2 separate regions of the Mus musculus genome follow, and region 2 is linked to region 1. The links are chromatin loops, found by intact Hi-C in ENCODE. Cell type or tissue: left cerebral cortex. All regions are shown on one strand. Each heading gives the region's core, and the rest is flanking DNA. Links, peaks and the distances in the headings are about the cores only. Region 1 overlaps Ttc19 (tetratricopeptide repeat domain 19). Region 2 overlaps Ulk2 (unc-51 like kinase 2).

Region 1 (12,801 bases), core at 1-5,000:
TCAAACCTACAAAGAACCTTGCGAACACCATGCTTTCACTATTTATATATAATCCTTTTATCTTTTAAGCAGTTATCTTTTAAGTTTTTCTGTGTTTGTTTCCTGTTAAGAAAAGGGTAAAAAGCAATGACCGTTTAGTGTTTGCCTCCCTCCTCCTGTAACTTATACATTGAAGTTTTGTTTCTGGTCTAATTTTTATTGCTTGTATATTTCTGTGCTTTAAAATCAGTTGGCAACTATTAGGGAGTTAAAGTGATATAACTGGGGTAAGATGCAACTGTTGGAGCTGATGAAAAATACATGCTAAGTGATATGGGTTCTTTAAGTCTGTGATAGTTTGTTATAGAACCCAGTCACACGTGTCTCAGTGCTGTGAACTCTGTGGTGGGAGAATAGAGAGAGACAGTGAGACTTACAGAGTTTCTGTGAGGTCCTGGGGTAGGAGGCATGGCTGCTGCAGCCTGTCTTTTTTCTCTCCACTTGGTTCTGTTAAACTGGGCTGTTGGTGGAGATAGATAGAGGGAAGCAGATATTTATTAACATTACCTACAGTCTTAAGGCCAGCAGCCTTTGCCACCTTTATAGGTTGATGATGTGCCCTGATCTGGAGTCTTCACTTAGCGTTAGTAGTCAACATTTTGGTAGGGTTTGGTTTTGTCACTGAGAACTTATGTTGCCACTGATAATTTATCAGTAATCAATAGTTTAATTTGAATTTCACTTTTAGGAGTATGCAAACCAAAGCTGATCAACAAATCAAACAGCAGGAAGTCTAAATCTCCTATTCCTGGGCAAAGCTATTTAGGAACTGAAAGGCCTTCTTCTGTCTCCTCTGTGCATTCAGAAGGTGATTACCACAGGCAGACACCAGGATGGGCATGGGAAGATCGGCCCTCTTCAACAGGTGAGGGCCCCACTTAACTGATAAAATGAGAGTCACTTTGTCTCAGTGCTTTCTTAATTCACCTCTCAGTGAGTGAGTACAGTTTGGGCAAGAATGATGTTTTTTCTATGTAATTACTTGGGTCTAGTTGTTGGAAAAAAGGATTTTATATTTACATGGCCCATCCATCCCTGTGTCTGCACTATATGGTGGTAACCAGGATGTGCGAGTTAAGTCTGGTCCCATACACTGTGCTGACTGACCTTTTGCTCTTACTAAGAAATCAGAATCGTGACTGCGCAGTGTAATGTTTTAACAAGAGTGTGTGGGGGGAAACCATTATTAATACAATTATATAAAAATATAATTGTAGGGCCAATGAGATACTGAAATGACTTCAGTATAAAGTGATTGCAGGCCTGGTAGCCTGAGCTCAGCCTGCCACATACAGGTAGCAGAGGAGAATGAATTCCCAAATGTTGTTCTGCAACTTTCACCCGTGTCACGGCATAAGCATGTCCATACAGAATATACAACACAGTCAAACAAGAATTAAATATTTTAAAAACTAGCCTCTTTTTCAAAGAAAGTTGTTGCGTAAGAGTTTCAAGAAATGTATGCTTTTCTTTCATATGGATTAATGCACATGTCCCATTCCCACCCTCAAGTCTGAGCTGAGCCCTCCTGCTGTGTCTAACAATTTCATAATTATCATATCTGTACACTTTAAGGCTTTTGCCTTTTAAACCTCTAATGCCCTGTGTAGAAAGAATTACGTATCTGTACTTCTTACAAATGCAAACTCCACTAGCATGTACATTAGCATACAACATGATGTGCTGCAACTTCACACAGAAGTATGTCAGTGGACTTGGTTCTCATTTCCTGCCCATACCTGCTCCACCTCGCCATTCTCTTACCACACGGTTCCATTACTTTATTTTAGGAAAGGAAGGAATTCTTTGATAAAATATATTTTTTATGGTCTTAAGCTGATAGGGAAGTAGTACTGTTGTGCCCCATTTAAATCTCATATATAAGTTGGCCACGTGAGACTGTGTAAGGGTCACACAGCCTGGCTAAAAGTTCTGGGTATTTGCCACATTCTAAGAGCTGTATTTATGATTTCCACTGGAAAGTCACTAGCATGGCTAAGCTTCTCTGATTACAGCTTAATGTTCAGTAGTTCCCTACTTGAATTCTCCAAGGAGACATGTGCTATGACATCACAGACTTATCACCCCTACCCAAGGCATCAGCAGACCGTTTTACTAAAGCAGCATCCTGTCTTGTTCCATCCTGTAAAGACTGCATTGAATGCTAACGACAGTGAAAACCTCATTTTTCTTTTGTCAGGTTCTACTCAGTTCCCTTACAACCCTCTGACCATACGGATGCTCAGCAGTACACCACCTACACAGATCGCATGCGCCCCATCTGCCATCACCCAAGCAGCTCCACATCAACAGAACCGCATCTGGGAGAGGGAGCCTGCCCCGCTCCTCTCAGCGCAGTATGAGACACTGTCTGATAGTGACGACTGAGCTGTGCGTGGGAGAGCGCTCTGGCTTTGGTTTTTATTGAAGATTTAAAAAAAAAAAAAGAAAATTATTCTGCCCTCCCATGATTTGTGCCCAGAGACTTCTCAGGAGAGCCAGGGCCATGGATGAGGAAGAAATGATGGAAATTCATTTGGAAAATCAAATGGGAAAAAACAAACAAAAAAACTGCCTCTAATACAGGCACTTCAATGGATTATAACAGTGGCGGGTTGAAGTGTAGAGTTTTTTTAAAGTGGACAATTCTTGTTCTTACATCTGTTTGTAAAGAAAACCATGATGTCTTTAAATCAATCTTCTGTAAATAGATGACTTTTTTGCAGTGTATCCCCTTGCTGTAGTATCTGGTGTACTTAAATTTAAATCAGCGAATCAACTGGGGAGAATTTTTAAAATTCTTTGTGTATCTTTTTAACCCCAGCCTCTAAACCTCACACAGCCCAGTTCCACAGTGCTGGCTGTCATGGGCATTGTACTTTTGTTTCCTCTAAATTCAGCTTTCCCAGTGATGTTTAAATCTTGTGGAAATATTTAGGTTTTTAACACATACCCTGTCATAAAGCCTGTATGAGGTCAGAAGACAGGAGCAACACAACTGTCATATTGTGAGTTCCAGTGCAGGCTTGGCTTTCATTGGTAGCACTGAAAAAAATTACTGCATGGGTATGTTATAGTTCAGTTTTAAAGTTTAAAGGCTTTTTTGAGGCATACCTCAATGTTTATGCACACTGGTAATTTAACCACGCCCCCTAAGTATTCTGCATTTGATGCAGCCCAACAAAGCTTCTTTCTGTTCTGAAATAAATTTTGACTATCCTGTCCATAGCTACAGTACATCATTTGTGACGTAAAGAGTCTTCGTTTCTCAGGTTTCAAACAATTAGTATACATGCTTTTCTTTAGATACAGAATTGGCGGAGTTAAAAAGAGAACACTGTATAGAACTTTCTGTCTTCCAGGCTTGTTTTTATGCTGCATCGTGAACTGACCGTTGAGCACAGTCCTCTGCATCAGTGCCCATTCTCTGCTCCTAGGGAACAGATTCTTAAGGTGCAAGTAATTTAAAGACTGAATTTTAAACTAATTATGGCACTGTAGGATCACCTTTATTCATTAAGAATTGCTTGCTGTGATTCAGATTTGTTCTCCTATGGCTTCCTTCCACTGCATAAAGATGCTTAGTAGTGTGTGTGTGTGTGTGTGGGGGGGGGGGGTAATGCCACTAAGAACTAGAAGGGAGAGGGAGGGCTTCAGGAGGTCTGAGTCTCTAGAACCACTGCCCAAGCACCTCTTAGCATCTATCTACACCACAGGTTTCTGATCACTTTTTTATAGATGAAGGTGCAGGCTAGGCATTTGTCCATATAACTCAGCAAGTAAGAAAGACAGACATTTGAGATCTTAAACTTTAGCTATGCATCATAGCACACACCTTTAATCCCAGCACTCAGGAGGCAGAGGCAGGCGGATCACTAAGAGTACAAGGCTAGTCTGGATTACAAGATGAGTTCTGGACCAGCCAGAACAGGATTCTTATCACTTGTAAAGTCATTACCTTTACAATAGTCACAAACATAATGAAGACTAAGTGTTCTGATTAGATTTACTGCTGAAAGTGTCCCCCTGCCAAGTTATAGTCACATAAGTCTAGATCTTATTAGTAAGTCACTTTGTCAACTAGCCCAAAAAATGATGATGATGATGATTGGCCCTGTCTTACTGTGTCAGTCAATCGAGCTTGGTCACCTACTCTTGTAGCTCCTCCTGCAGACTGCTTGTGCTATCTGTGTTCACGACAACACAACATGAAGTCCAGAATCGTTTCTTACTTCAGAACAGAACAGAACCCCACAGTTTACCTAGAGAGGTGGAGGCCGGCTTACCGACGCGGGCAGCAGCAAGTACTGAGTCTGCGACCTCAGCTGCAAATCAAGGCGGGCCAGCACTATATCTGTAACACATGCACATGCAACTAAATCAAGGTCTTCCAGCAGAGGTAATATTCTGACAATTTTCCAGTCTACTTAGTGAGAAATTTTATACTACACTTTAAATTTTCATATGCTGTGATTGTCTTACAAACACTTAAGCCCTGAAAACCCTAGTAACATGGTCTAGTTTAAAACTTTAATATGAAATTAAATGTAAATTGTTTAAAGTTGTAATCAGTAAAAGGAGATGAGTCCCTTTGTCTCACTGCCTTTTTTATAATAGTGCAAACGAATGCTGCTGGGAACATACACAGACTGTGTCCCCAGCCACAGGACATGAGGTCAGTCACCATGGAACATTAAAAAGCCTAACAGCTAACTTGGGTAACTCTGGAATTGTGAAAAAGTAAAAAACATTTTCAAAGCAAAGGTAACTGAACTCTTACCTGGTTATTCATGGTTAGCGGGAAGATCACATGTGGTTAGGAAGTGAATGGTAAATGAACTCAAACAGAATGTGGGGCTCTCCCCACACAACACAGACTCTGCGGTAGCTCTTAGCTCTGAGGACTTGGACCTTAGTATGTCTGTCTAGTAACTTGGCCATTATTTTTCTATGATTCCAAGATTATTAGAATCCATACAATTGCGTAGTCTCTAGTTTATTATAGAGATTCTCCCAGAACAAACACATGAACCAAAGTCCACTGGCAATCGTACTCACACCGCCTACCTCTACCACCAGGGTTCCTTCGTGGCACCCAGAAAAATGTGTTTTCTCTTAGGCAAAAAGCCATTTGCCAGACTGCAAAGGTAAAAGCATCCATCCATGCATCATATATTTATATACTCTGAGGCAGTGATAAAGTCATCAGACAAACAATCTAATTGGTTTCAGACTTCAGAGATTGCAAAATAAAAAAGTAGAGCTAACTAGGATCCAGATCAGAGGCTGCACATTACCCTGAGCACATGGGTGCTGTAAGCATAACTTTACTCCACTCTGTGCCTGTGGTTATAAAGGAAGCCCTGTGTTCAGACAGTGCTGATGAGGGCTTCATTCCTTCTGCCACCATCATTTTTAGTAGTTATATACATACAAACAGATATACAGTCCAAATGTCTCACTTCCACTTTAGTAGTAAGTGCTGCCAATGATGGCCAACTAGAATTATCATTCCCCTTCATAGTCATTAAATCTCATAATGCATCAATAAAATAGTGTGTAAGAGAGCTAACTAAAATCCTCCTGTGTCATGATACAAGTAACTTGTTTGCCAGAAATGGATACAGAAAAGTAAGCATGAATCAAAATCTTATGGAAGGTATAATGACCATATGGTGAGGAACTTGGCCAACTGTAGTCTGTAAATTTCTCAGATGAGCATGGACTGTACCTTATATACAGTCAGTACAGGGTAAAAGCTGTTTCACCTTTAAAAACAAAAGTAGGGCCAGGCACTTTCGAAGCCGAGGGAGGAGTAGTACTCCAAGTTGGAGGCCAACTTCAAGCATATAGTGATTTCCAGGCCAGCCTACCCATAGAGATACCCATCTCAAAGTAAAATAAATTTAGAAACAAAAGTGGCAGTGTATGCAACTTGTCCTTCTCCGAAGCCGAGTTGACGAACGTTGAATTTCAACAATGATTTACACACTGATTGAGGTCCAGACAACGAAGGAACAGTTACTCCTTTGGGATATCAGAGGTTACCCTCTCTACAACAAAATGAACTTCTATAGCTTAACAAAATTAAGTCAAACGTCTACTTTTTCTTGACAGTTCAGCCAATTCTTCCCTGATGTGCTGAACAGAAACCTCATCTCTTTTCAGCTCTGCTCGCTTCAGCGCTTCCTGGTAGATCTCCTTTGCTTGTGTGTATCGCTCTAAAATAACCCAAAGAGAGGGGAGAAGAAAATATGTGTTTTCACCAGGAACCACTAGTGAGGACACTGTATGATGTGCTGGATGCTTCAAAAATGGCATCTAGTGCTGTCTGGTATCCTGCATACATGACAGCTGGGTAAGAGAAGCTGAGCTTACAGTAAGTAGGTGTCAGCTTTAAAAGTACTTAGTGCTGTGGGATTACAGTGGTGTTCCATGCAACAGAGATCTATGATCCCAGGTTTATGGAAACTTTAGAAGCCCTGAGTATTTTGGAATAGCAGGAAACTTGATGCTTTATCATACTGTGGCTTCAGAACACTGAGGAATTATACCTGTTAAAACACTTCAGCATCTGTAAAACACTACAGAGACAAGGACCTATCACTGCAAAGTGTTCTCTGCCGTCATATGGTCATACAGAAATATGACAGTTTAGTGAATTAAGCAAAATAGTACTTTAACACACATGCATTTTTTAACCCTTATTTAGCCAGCCTTTTAACTTACAGCAGTAGTTTTCTACCTTTCTAATGTTGTGACCCTTTAAAATAGTTCAAGTTGTGGTGACCCTCGGCCATAAAATTATTTTCATTGCTACTTCATAACTGTCAACTTTGCTAATGTTATGAATCACAATGTAAACATTTGTGTTTTCCAGTGGTCTCAGGCAGCCCTGTGAAAGGGTCCTTTGACCCCAAGGCCTCACCTATAGGTTGAGAACCACTGACTTTGGGGTTTCTTCATTGTCATTTTCCTCCCAAAACCATTTCATTTCAAAGCCCAGTGATGAAAACTTTCTCAGAATGCAATCCGTTTCCACAGCAACCTACCTCTGTGTATCAAAATGGCAGCCAGATTGCTGAGTACCATGTGCAGCTCAGGGTGATTTATCTCTCTTGCCAGATCTGACGCCCTCTGCATATAAATGTAGGCATCATCAAAGTGGCCCTGTGCATCCAGAGTAGTAGCCAAGTCACTCATCAGCACAATGGTCTATAAAAAAGAAACAAGAGCCTTTTCTTTAGAAACACCTATGTAAAACATTAAACTGGAATTCATTACACTGCATATATACAAGTCTTCAACTTTACTAGAATTCCACAAAGTTAGAGGGACAAATTGCAGATATCTGTTGATCACACTGTGCTGCAGACATTGTCAATTGCACACTATGGCAAGTACCTATGAACACTCAGAATGGGGCAGGATATTCTGCCCTGGATGGATTGGAAGTGGGGAGCCAGCACCACCAAATGCCCCACTGTATTACAGCAGCACTACTGCTCCAATCCCAATCCTCCCTAGGAAGAAACAGATCACCTGTACTATGGAGGGTCTCATTATGACTTTGGAACTGAGAAACACAAATGGTGCTCTGAATTCCAGGCTTGCTTCTTACTATTCCCCAACGACATGCATCAGGCTCTCTGCATTTAGTCCTAAATATTCCATGTTCAGTCTAATTTGTTTACTTGGTGGACTACAGTTATCAAACAGAGCAGTCAACTCCTACCTCAAGAATGGTTTTTGCAAGAAGAAGTAGAGATGATCTCAAGTCTGTATTAATCCCCCCCACCCTGCTCTCCAACCCACCCACTCCTGCTTCCTGGCCCTGGCATTCCCCTGTACTGGGGCATATAAAGTTTGCAAGTCCAATGGGCCTCTCCTTCCAGTGATGGCCGACTGGGCCAGCTTCTGACACATATGCAGCTAGAGACACAAGCTCATGGGGTACTGGTTAGTTCATATTGTTGTTCCACCTATAGGGTTGCAAACCCCTTCAGCTCCTTGGGTGCTTTCTCTAGCTCCTCAATTGGGGGGCCCTGTGTTCCATCCAATAGATGACTGTGAGCATCCACTTCTGTGTTTGCCAGGCATTGGCATAGCCTCACAAGAGACAGCTATCTAGGATCCTGTCAGCAAAATCTTGCTGGCATATGCAATAGTGTCTGGGTTTGGTGGCTGTTTATGGGATGGATCCCTGAGTGGGGCAGTCTCTGGATGGTCCTTCCTTCCATCTCAGCTCCAGACTTTGTCTCTATAACTCCTTCCATGGGTGTTTTGTTCCCCATTCTATGGAGGGACGAAGTATCGACCCTTTGGTCTTCCTTCTTCTTGAGTTTCATGTGTTTTGCAAATTGAATCTTGGGTATTCTAAATTTCTGGGCTAATATCCACTTATCAGTGAGTACATATCATGTGAGTTCTTTTGTAATTGGATTACCTCACTCAGGATGATATCCTCCAGAACCATCCATTTGCCTAAGAATTTCATAAATTTATTGTTTTCAATAGCTGAGTAGTACTCCACTGTATAAATGTACCACATTTTCTGTATCCATTCCTCTGTTGAGGGACATCTGGGGTCTTTTCAGCTTCTGGCTATTATAAATAAGGCTGCTATGAACATAGTGGAGCATGTGTCCTTATTACCAGTTGGAACATCTTCTGGATATATGCCCAGGAGAGGTATTGCTGGATCTTCCGGTAGTACTATGTCCAATTTTCTGAGGAACCGCCAGACTGATTTCCAGAGTGGTTGTACCAGCTTGCAATCCTACCAGCAATGGAGGATTTGTTCTTCTTTCTCCACATCCTTGCCAGCATCTGTTGTCACCTGAATTTTGCTCTTAGCCATTCTGACTGGTATGAGGTGGAATCTCAGGGTTGTTTTCATTTGCATTTCCCTGATGATTAAGGATGTTGAACATTTTTTCAGGTGCTTCTCAGCCATTTGGTATTCCTCAGTTGAGAATTCTTTGTTTAGCTCTGTACCCCATTTTTCTGATTTTTTTGGAGTCCAGCTTCTTGAGTTCTTTATATATATTGGATATTAGTCGCCTATCTGATTTAGGATTGGTAAAGATCCTTTCCCAATCTGTTGGTGGCCCTTTTGTCTTGTTGACAGTGTCCTTTGCCTTACAGAAACTAATTTTATGAGGTCCCATGTGTCAATTCTTGATCTTACAGCACAAGCCTTTGCTGTTCTGTTCAGGAATTTTTCCCCTGTGCCCGCATCTTTGAGGGTTTTCCCCACTTTCTCCTCTATAAGTTTTAGTGTCTCTGGTTTTATGTGGAGCTCCTTGATCCACGTAGACTTGCGCTTTCTACAAGGAGTTAAGAATGGATCAATTTGCATTCTTCTACATGATAACCAACAGCTGAGCCAGCACCATTTGTTGAAAATGCTGTCTTTTTTCCCCTGGATGGTTTTAGCTCCTTTGTCAAAGATCAAGTGACCATAAGTGTGTGGGTTCATTTCTGGGTCTTCAATTCTATTCCATTGATCTACCTGTCTGTCACTGTACCAGTACCATGCAGTTTTTATCACAGTCGCTCTGTAGTACAGTTTTAGGTCAGACATGGTGATTCCACCAGAGGGTCTTTTATTGTTGAGAATAGTTTTTGCTATCCTAGGTTTTTTTGTTATTCCAGATGAATTTGCAAATTTCCCTTTCTAACTCAGTGAAGATTGAGTTGGAATTTTGATGGGGATTGCATTGATCTGTAGATTGCTTTCAGCAAAATAACCATTTTTACTATATTAGTTCTGCCAATCCATGAGCATGGGATCTTTCCATCTTCTGAAATCTTCAATTTCTTTCTTCAGAGACTTGGAAATTCTTATCATACAGAACTTTCACTTCCTTAGTTAGAGTCACGCCAAGGTATTTTATATTATTTGTGACTATGGTGAAGGGTGTTGTTTCCCTAATTTCTTTCTCAGTGTGTTAATCCTTTGTGTAGAGAAAGGCCATTGGTTTAATTTTATATACAGCTACTGCACTGAAGCTGTTTATCAGATTTAGGAGTTCTCTGGTGGAATTTTTAGGGTCACTTATATATACTATCATATCATCTGCAAATAGTGATATTTTGACTTCTTCATTTCCAATTTGTATCCCCTTGATCTCCTTTTGTTGTCTAATTGCTCAGGCTAGGACTTCAAGTACTATATTGAATAGGTAGGGAGAAAATGGGCAGCCTTGTCTAGTCCCTGATTTTAGTGGGACTACTTCAAGTTTCTCTCCCTTTAGTTTAATGTTGGCTACTGGTTTGCTATATATTGCTTTTAATAGTGTTTTTATAAGTTATGGCCACAGCTCAGTGGTAGAGCCCTTGCCTTGAATTTATGAGGTCCTAGTTTTAATCTCTAGTCCTGCCCCCCTCTCCCTGCCCCATCCCAAATTCAAAAATCTCTACTTCCTCACCTCCCAGTTACCCAGGAGAAAAAGATACTTCTATATGAACTAAATAGTTACTTGCAAGGTTCTGATTGGTATGGAAGAAGCCCCTGGGTCTAGTCCCCAGCTCCAGGAGGAAGAAAAAAAAGATTCTAAGAGTCTACAAACCACTGTAAACATGAGGCTACATATTCTGAAGCCCCTGGGTTAAAAGTCTGCCTTGTACAAAGACTACTGTATAAACCATGACTCAGAAAAGGGCCTATGCAGTGCCAGTGACTTAGTCAGCAATCTCAAACCCTTCCTGAAACAAGTAGTTGGGAGTAGTGAAAGCTGGTGGAAAAAAAATGAACAGACCGGGGAGTGGCAGGATTCCATACATCTGGATATCAACCTGCATTCCTTATGACATTTCACATGGCTAACCATGTCTTGCCACACCCATAACTGATGCTAGTCACTGAATGTAGAACTTTACCAGTGCCATGCAAGCTGAAATACGCCCCCAGCCCTTTGGCATGGGAGCTCACCAACTTTGCCCAGCACCCTTGAACCTGTGACCTTATGACCCTCTACAGAGTACCTGTGCCACCGGGCAGGCCTGGCTTACATACACTGTTTCATCTCTTACCTGTGGGTGTCTTTCTCCTTGTATTTCTTGACAAATCTGCAGGGCTTTTTCATACATCCTTTGTGCCTGTGATAGCTGCTTGGAGAATAGCAGATAGCGTGCACAAGAGTCTAAGCACATACCAAGGAGGAGGTAAGTATTGGCTGTTTCTTCTAAAAGAAAAATAAAAGCGTTGCAAGGATGTAATAGAAGTTATATACAAAGGTCAAAAAGCAAGCCACTGTACTTCATCTTTGTGGCTACCAGGCTTCACTGAATGCTTCAGATACTTAAACTCTTAACCACAAGAAACTGTTCAGGTGGGCAGACAACCAATTAAATGAGAAAAGTGACAAGTAGCTGCCTGAAATCATGGACCTCCCCCTCCTTTTGAATAGATGAAAAAGTCAATATTGAATATCTTAAAGTTGGGAACTAGTATTCAGAAAAGATGATTAAGATAAACCCGAAGTAGAATGAGCCAACCGCAAAAAGAGTAGAGGGCCAATGGATGTTATTTTAGGGTTTAAGAAAAAAATGCAGTAAGAAACCAAGAAAACTCAGAATTCTGTAATGGAAAGAACATGGTCCAGTTTTCAAAGACTAAGGGCTGGGACAGACAGAACTGAGTACAGACTCCACACAGCCGATGCCACATGAAGAGCGGAGGCTGCAGATCCAGACATCAGCGCCCAGTGTCAGCTACTGCTAGACCTCCAGACACGGCCCAAATAATGTAGGAAAAGTGATGGGTGGGAACAAGTCAAAGTTCACAAAGAACTAGAAACAGGATTCGGGGTGTTTTGTTTTATTTTCTATAGCCTAAGCTGGCTTCAAACTTCTATCAGTCCCCCTGCCTCAGCTTATTAGCTAATTTTAGTTAAGTAACTATCACACACCATTTGAAGATGACCAATTAAATTCACCAGAGCTATCACTCCTTCTCCATCCTTTAAGGTTTCCAGGAAATTCTCAAATGTTATAAAAATGTTTGAAAATATTTGTTACTAAGTAACACTATGAGCAGTCACTGAGGAGACAGTTCAAGCAAAAGAACACAGTCGTGGTGGATAAGCATAGGAGTCTCAACATTATCAGATTAGGAAAGTTGGAAAAATAAGAAGTTTAAAACAGAGAAATCTAAAAATAATTTGCCTTTGCTTAATCAAAAGCCAATTACAATGTTTAGGGCTGGGGCTCATTTTGTAGGATGCTTACCTATCTTTCATGAGGCCCTGGGTTTGACCACAGCATAGCACTGCCCAGGTTTCAGAGAATACACCAAGATCCCAGCATTTGGAAATAGAGGTGAGAGGATAAGAAGAGTTCCTCCTCAGCTACACAGTGAGTGCAGTACGGGACTCATAAAGCCTTTTCAGAAATCAAAGTTGGGAGTGGTTTAGAGAGATGGCCCAGCAGCTAAGAGTGTACACTTGACAGGCATGAAGACTAGCATTCAGATCCCAGAACCCATGTGAAAAACACCTCCTATGTCCACCCTCACTACCCTTCCTTCCTTGAGATAGGCCTATGGCTTGCAATCCTCTAGCACTCAACCTCTTGGGTCCTACCATGGCCCACTTAATTGTCTTTAAATGGTTCTGTATTTTCTAAATGGTCTTTTAAAATCATTCAACTATAAAATGCATTCATCAATATAACTTAAAAAGACAGAGGGCTAGGCATTGACTAGCATATGTAAGTCCCTGGGTCCAAAACCAAACAAGCAGACAACAAGGACAAATG
Region 2 (5,000 bases), core at 1-5,000, 520 kb after region 1:
GTTGAACCATTTCTCCAATAAGAAGTATGTTAGTTTGACATCAAGTCAGTGATTTGCTCTTTTTTGCTTTCATGCAGATGAGGCTGTAACCCCCAGCTCTTAGATCCATTTCTGAAGAATTTTCTAGATGGAGATCCTTAGTTGGCAGTTTCTTCTTTCAGCATTTCACACTGCCCCAGTCCCCTGGGGCTTCCAGCACTTCTGATTACAAGTTAACCAGAACTTTTATTTGGGTTCATTTTGACTGACAGATTACTTTTCTGCTTTCAAGATTTTCTCTTTGTGTTTTCACTGTTACTATGTTTAATGTTCACTTTGCCTTTATACTATATGGTGGTAGGTAGGGATGTGTGTGTGTGTGTGTGTGTGTGTGTGTGTGTGTGTGGTGCTGAGAACTAAACAAATGTATGTTAGACAGCTGTTGTGTATTCCCAGCCCCTGAGGTTAACTTCTTAAATGAAGTTTGTGTAGTTTTTCACCATCATTCATTGGTTATATTTTCAGTTTCTTTCTCTTTAAAATACTGAAAATAGCATACATGGAGCCACTCAGTTAAGAGAATTATAAATAAAGCATAACTGCATGAATTAGCTAGTGCAAACAATGCCACTGCAGTCTCACAGCTGCCTCTTGTTGCTACTGTGTTGAGCCTGAATGTCACAATTATCTGCTGAAAATGCCTCGTTACTCTAATAACAGTTTTTTCTCCAATAAATTGTGTATCACAATGCTAGAGTAGTCTGGAGAAAGGACAGTCTTCAATAAGTGAAGCTGTACCCCTCTTTCTCACCTTATGTAAAAAGTCAGTGCAAAATAGACCAAGTATCTGAATTAAACACTTTAAGGCTGGGCATGGTGGCGCACGCCTACCCCTTTAATCCCAGCACTCGGGAGGCAGAGGCAGGTGGATTTCTGAGTTTGAGGCCAGCCTGGTCTACAAAGTGAGGTCCAGGACAGCCAAGGCTATACAGAGAAACCCTGTCTCGAAAAACCAAACCAAAAAACAAAAAAACAAAAAACTTTAAGGCATTGTATAGGCAAAGAATTTTTTGGTTAGGACCTCAAAACAAGCCAGGAGTTGTGTCCACTAAAAAGCTTCTGCACAGCGAAAGAAACTTAATCTGACTTGAATCTGAAACACCCTCTGTAGATTCATATTCTGAATATGAATCTTGATTACCAAGAGGTCAGTCTGTTTGGAAACTTTGGTAGGAGGGCACACCTGCAAGATATGAATCACTAGATAGAAGTTCTTGGGGATGTATTATTCCTTGCTCCTTGCCATCTTGCTCTCTCCTTCCTGATCCTTGGTGATAAGAATAGCTCCTACCATGTTGCCCCACCACTGTGAACTGCTCTGCTTTGCTAATTATAGAACTGTCACATAGTGACTGAACTCTACAGCTCAGATGTAGCATCCGTCCCCAGAACTGTTCAACAGTGCCGTTACTGCGCAAATTTCCAAAGGAAAGCAGCTCACCTTCCGTATTCTTACTCTCCACTTCCTACTTTCAGCCCAGGGATTGTAAGTGGACACAGTGTTTTAAGATGATTTGAACAGTTTCCAGATATTTTATTAAGTAGTTATGTAAGAATTTTTTTCTTCAGTATAGTTTTACTGAGGAGTAGGTCTATGAAGGAAGGAGCTTTTCATGTGAATAATCTAGGAATTACTCTTCTCAGTCACTAGGTATTTGGACTGTTTTTTGAAAACAGCTTATCTGAGTGATCACAAATTTTCTTAGTTTTATAAAAAATGTATATCGCATAATAGTTTTATATGCACATGTTATAATTTAAATCCAAGTTATTAGCTATGAAACATTCCTTAAGGATGTCTAGCCATCCATAAGTCTTGATAATTCATGTTCTCTTTTTCTCTTGAACATGAACTTTGTTAACATTTATAATTATACATTTTTCTTTTTTAACCATAAAGTCTCAGTTTGTGGAAGTGAAAATTGTTGATAATAGGAAAATTTTAAGCCTTCCAAAAAATATAACATCAGTGGGTCTTAGAGTACACTAATAAACACCCTTAAATACTTTTGTTTTTTGAAATGTTGCTGGCATTGATCTCATTATATAGCCAGGGATGACCTTAAGTCCTGATCAGATTGTCTCCACCTCTCAGTGCTCATATTATAAGCGTGTGCCATTATGCCCCATTCTTAAGTACTTCTTATACATGGTACAATAAAAGCCTTGAAGACATTACGCTAAATAGAGTATCTGCCTCATTTTCTAAATCTTTGTATGTTCTCTGCAGTTTTTACTTAACTGTTCTCTTACTCGCTAGAATGTTTATGAGCTCTTTAAGTTTGCGGTGCTCTCTTGTAGATGGGTGGACATTGCAGGGTTTCCTTTTATATTAGTTCAGGGTTCAGGTTTTGAAGCTCACCACTTGAAAATCATTACTCAGAGACTATAGTTGATGGGAAAGCAATCAGCTTAGTTATGGACTTTAGAAGATAGAAGAGGATATTGTCCTCAAATCTGTTCTTTTGTGGGGTCTGGAAGGATAGCTCAGCAGTTGAGAGCACTTACTGCTCTTGCAGAGGCCCCAAGCTTGGTTCCATCACTCAATTGGTGGCTCACAGCTGTAACTCTAGTCAGGGGATCTGACCTCCATAAGTTCCTGCATGTTCATACATACAGCCAGGCACACATGTGTCCAATCAAATAAATATTTCTAAAGCTACATCTTAGGGAACTCAGTCCAATCACTCACTGTCCCATCAGGGAAGGGGAAGTTGAAAGTGCAGTGATCAGGGAATAGATGCTGGGCCAGCATCCAGGCTTCATACCCTCCTCCTAATGGAGAACACTTCCCTTTCTAGGCCGGTCTCTGTAATAAACACATTATTTTCTTGCACAGTAAACAGAGTTCTACTTTTAGTTAAGGAGCAGGAATAGGAAGTGTGTGTTTGTCAGATGATGCACATCCCAGTGTTATATAAAGTTCTGTGCTCTGTAAATGAAGACAGAAAGCTTCTCACCTGTAAGTTGTGTGTTCTATGTCTCTTCAGTTACTTAGAGAGATAGTTAGCCTTGCAGCTTAAGATACAGAATAAGGAAAGGCAACATAATTGTTTGACACTGAACAGTGTTAATTTCTTAGGCAATTTCTGTCAGAGGTGCCATCTGCACCAAAATTAATAAGAGACTAATAACATATTGTTCAGCTTTTTTTTTTTAAGGTTTGTTTGTTTATTTATTTATTTATTTCATATAAGTGCACTGCAGCTGTCTTCAGACACTCCAGAAGAGGGCATTAGATCTCATTACAGATGGTTGTGAGCCACCAAGTGGTTGCTGGGAATTGAACTCATGACCTTTGGGAAGAGCGATCAGTGCTCTTAACTGCTGAGCCATCTCCCCAGCTATCTCCTGCTTTGTAGCTCTGACTGGCCTGGAACTTACGATGCAGACCAAGTTGTAGTATTAGGAATTGAACTCACAGCCTTGTTGTACTAGGTAAAGTGTATATAGCATTGACTCTATCCTAGTCTTTCAAAATTAGTGATCGGTAGGGGCTGGAAAGATGTCTCAGTAGTTAAGAGTGTTGGTTGCTTTTACAGAAAACCCAGGTTCAGTTTCCAGTACCTACATGAGAGCTCAAAACTGTTGATAACTCTAGGTACAGGTGACCCAGCACCCTCCTTTGGCGACCATTAACCTCCAGGCACACTTGTAGTGCAGATACATACATTTGAGCAAACCACTCCTACACGTAAATAACTTTAAAAAAACAATTTATTGTCATGTGAAGGCAAGCAAAGCTAGAAGTCTTATTTAGTTTTCCCCCTCAGTTATAAGGTGTCTTCTTTCATGTTTGATATGTACTATAAATATTTGACTTTAGTCCCATAAAGGTAATAATTTTTAGATGTCTGAATGTGCAGAGGCTCTGAACTAAACTTGCTGATTCTGCATGCTTTGCTGGATGGGGAACTTTTTACTCAATCTTCATTTAATCCAAGCTCAACCCATCAGCCTCTGCCCGATCAACACCTGCTGTACCAGTGCTCCCTCTCTCACAAGCGTGAAATCTAGTCTGAATGGATATACTTTGTTTAAACTTTTATGTTTTTCTAATCTGTGTTGTTTACCTTTGTATTTTTATTTCCCATTTTCATTGTCTTAATTTTTCTAATTATCAACAGATATAACTTGCAATTCAGATATTTTCTAATTATCCAAAACATTGAATACTGGGCTTCTTTTATTTATTTATTTATTATTCTTTTATTACAGAATTTTTTCCTAAGATAATGTCTCACAATATAGTAAACCAAGCTGGCCTTAAACTCCTAGAGACCTTCCTGTTTCTGCCTCTGAAGTACTGGGATTAAATATATGACACATCAGCCACTTGGTGGTGGTACATGCCTTTTTTTTTTTTTTTTTTTTTTTTCTTTTTGGTTTTTCAAGACAGGGTTTCTCTGGAACTCACTTTGTAGACCAGGCTGGCCTCGAACTCAGAAATTCGTCTGCCTCTGCCTCCCAAGTGCTGGAATTAAAGGCGTGCGCCACCACCGCCTAGCTGGTACATGCCTTTAATCCTATACCTCAGGAGGCAGAGGCAGGTGGATCTCTGAGTTTGAAGCCAGCCTGGTCTACAGAGTGAGTTCCAGGACAGCCAGGGCTACACGGAGAAACCCTGTCTTGAAACACCTAAATAAATAAATAAATGAATGAATGAATGAATGAATGAATGAATGTTAAAGTTAGTAAAAGTATGTTTCCTTATGTTCCAGTTACATATAGGCATACTATGAATATAATTGAATATCTGGTCAACTTTTTGTTGCAGCTCCTGCAGGAGCCTGTGGTGTTATGCTGGCATTGCCAGCAGGAACAGCAGCAAGCGCCAGAGCTGTCCTCTTCACCGTGGGGTCTCCTCCACACAGTGCCACAGCCCCCACTTGTACTCATATGGTCCTTCGAACAAGAACCACCTCAGGTAAAGCTCACTTGTTCTAGTTCAGAACATTATG

Evidence for each region. A loop is a pair of places that touch in the nucleus more often than their neighbours do. Peaks named below come from ENCODE experiments on the same cell type or tissue, not always from the same donor. Only the 100,000 strongest peaks of a DNase experiment are listed, where the experiment ranks them.
Region 2: it touches region 1 in a loop (2.6-fold over the local background); 2 of 42 quality-filtered maps call a loop at or near these places.

Annotation. Positions count from the first base shown.
Region 1 is chr11:62,307,469-62,320,269 of GRCm38, reverse strand. Ttc19 (tetratricopeptide repeat domain 19) reads right to left here. Exons shown (of 10, transcript NM_028360.2): 8 at 11,077-11,228; 9 at 7,092-7,254; 10 at 3,846-6,260. The coding sequence ends at 6,127. Ncor1 (nuclear receptor co-repressor 1) reads left to right here. Exons shown (of 45, transcript NM_001252313.1): 44 at 728-904; 45 at 2,240-3,844. The coding sequence ends at 2,427. It also overlaps the pseudogene Gm12275. Among named protein-coding and RNA genes, the nearest start is that of Ttc19, 32 kb to the right of the region's middle. In left cerebral cortex, for the core only: no CTCF peak of the experiment used is centred there; a DNase peak (open chromatin) is centred at 2,330; H3K27ac peaks cover 1,284 bases.
Region 2 is chr11:61,791,400-61,796,399 of GRCm38, reverse strand. Ulk2 (unc-51 like kinase 2) reads left to right here. Exons shown (of 27, transcript NM_013881.4): 21 at 4,817-4,966. Among named protein-coding and RNA genes, the nearest start is that of Prpsap2, 32 kb to the right of the region's middle. In left cerebral cortex, for the core only: no CTCF peak of the experiment used is centred there; a DNase peak (open chromatin) is centred at 2,801.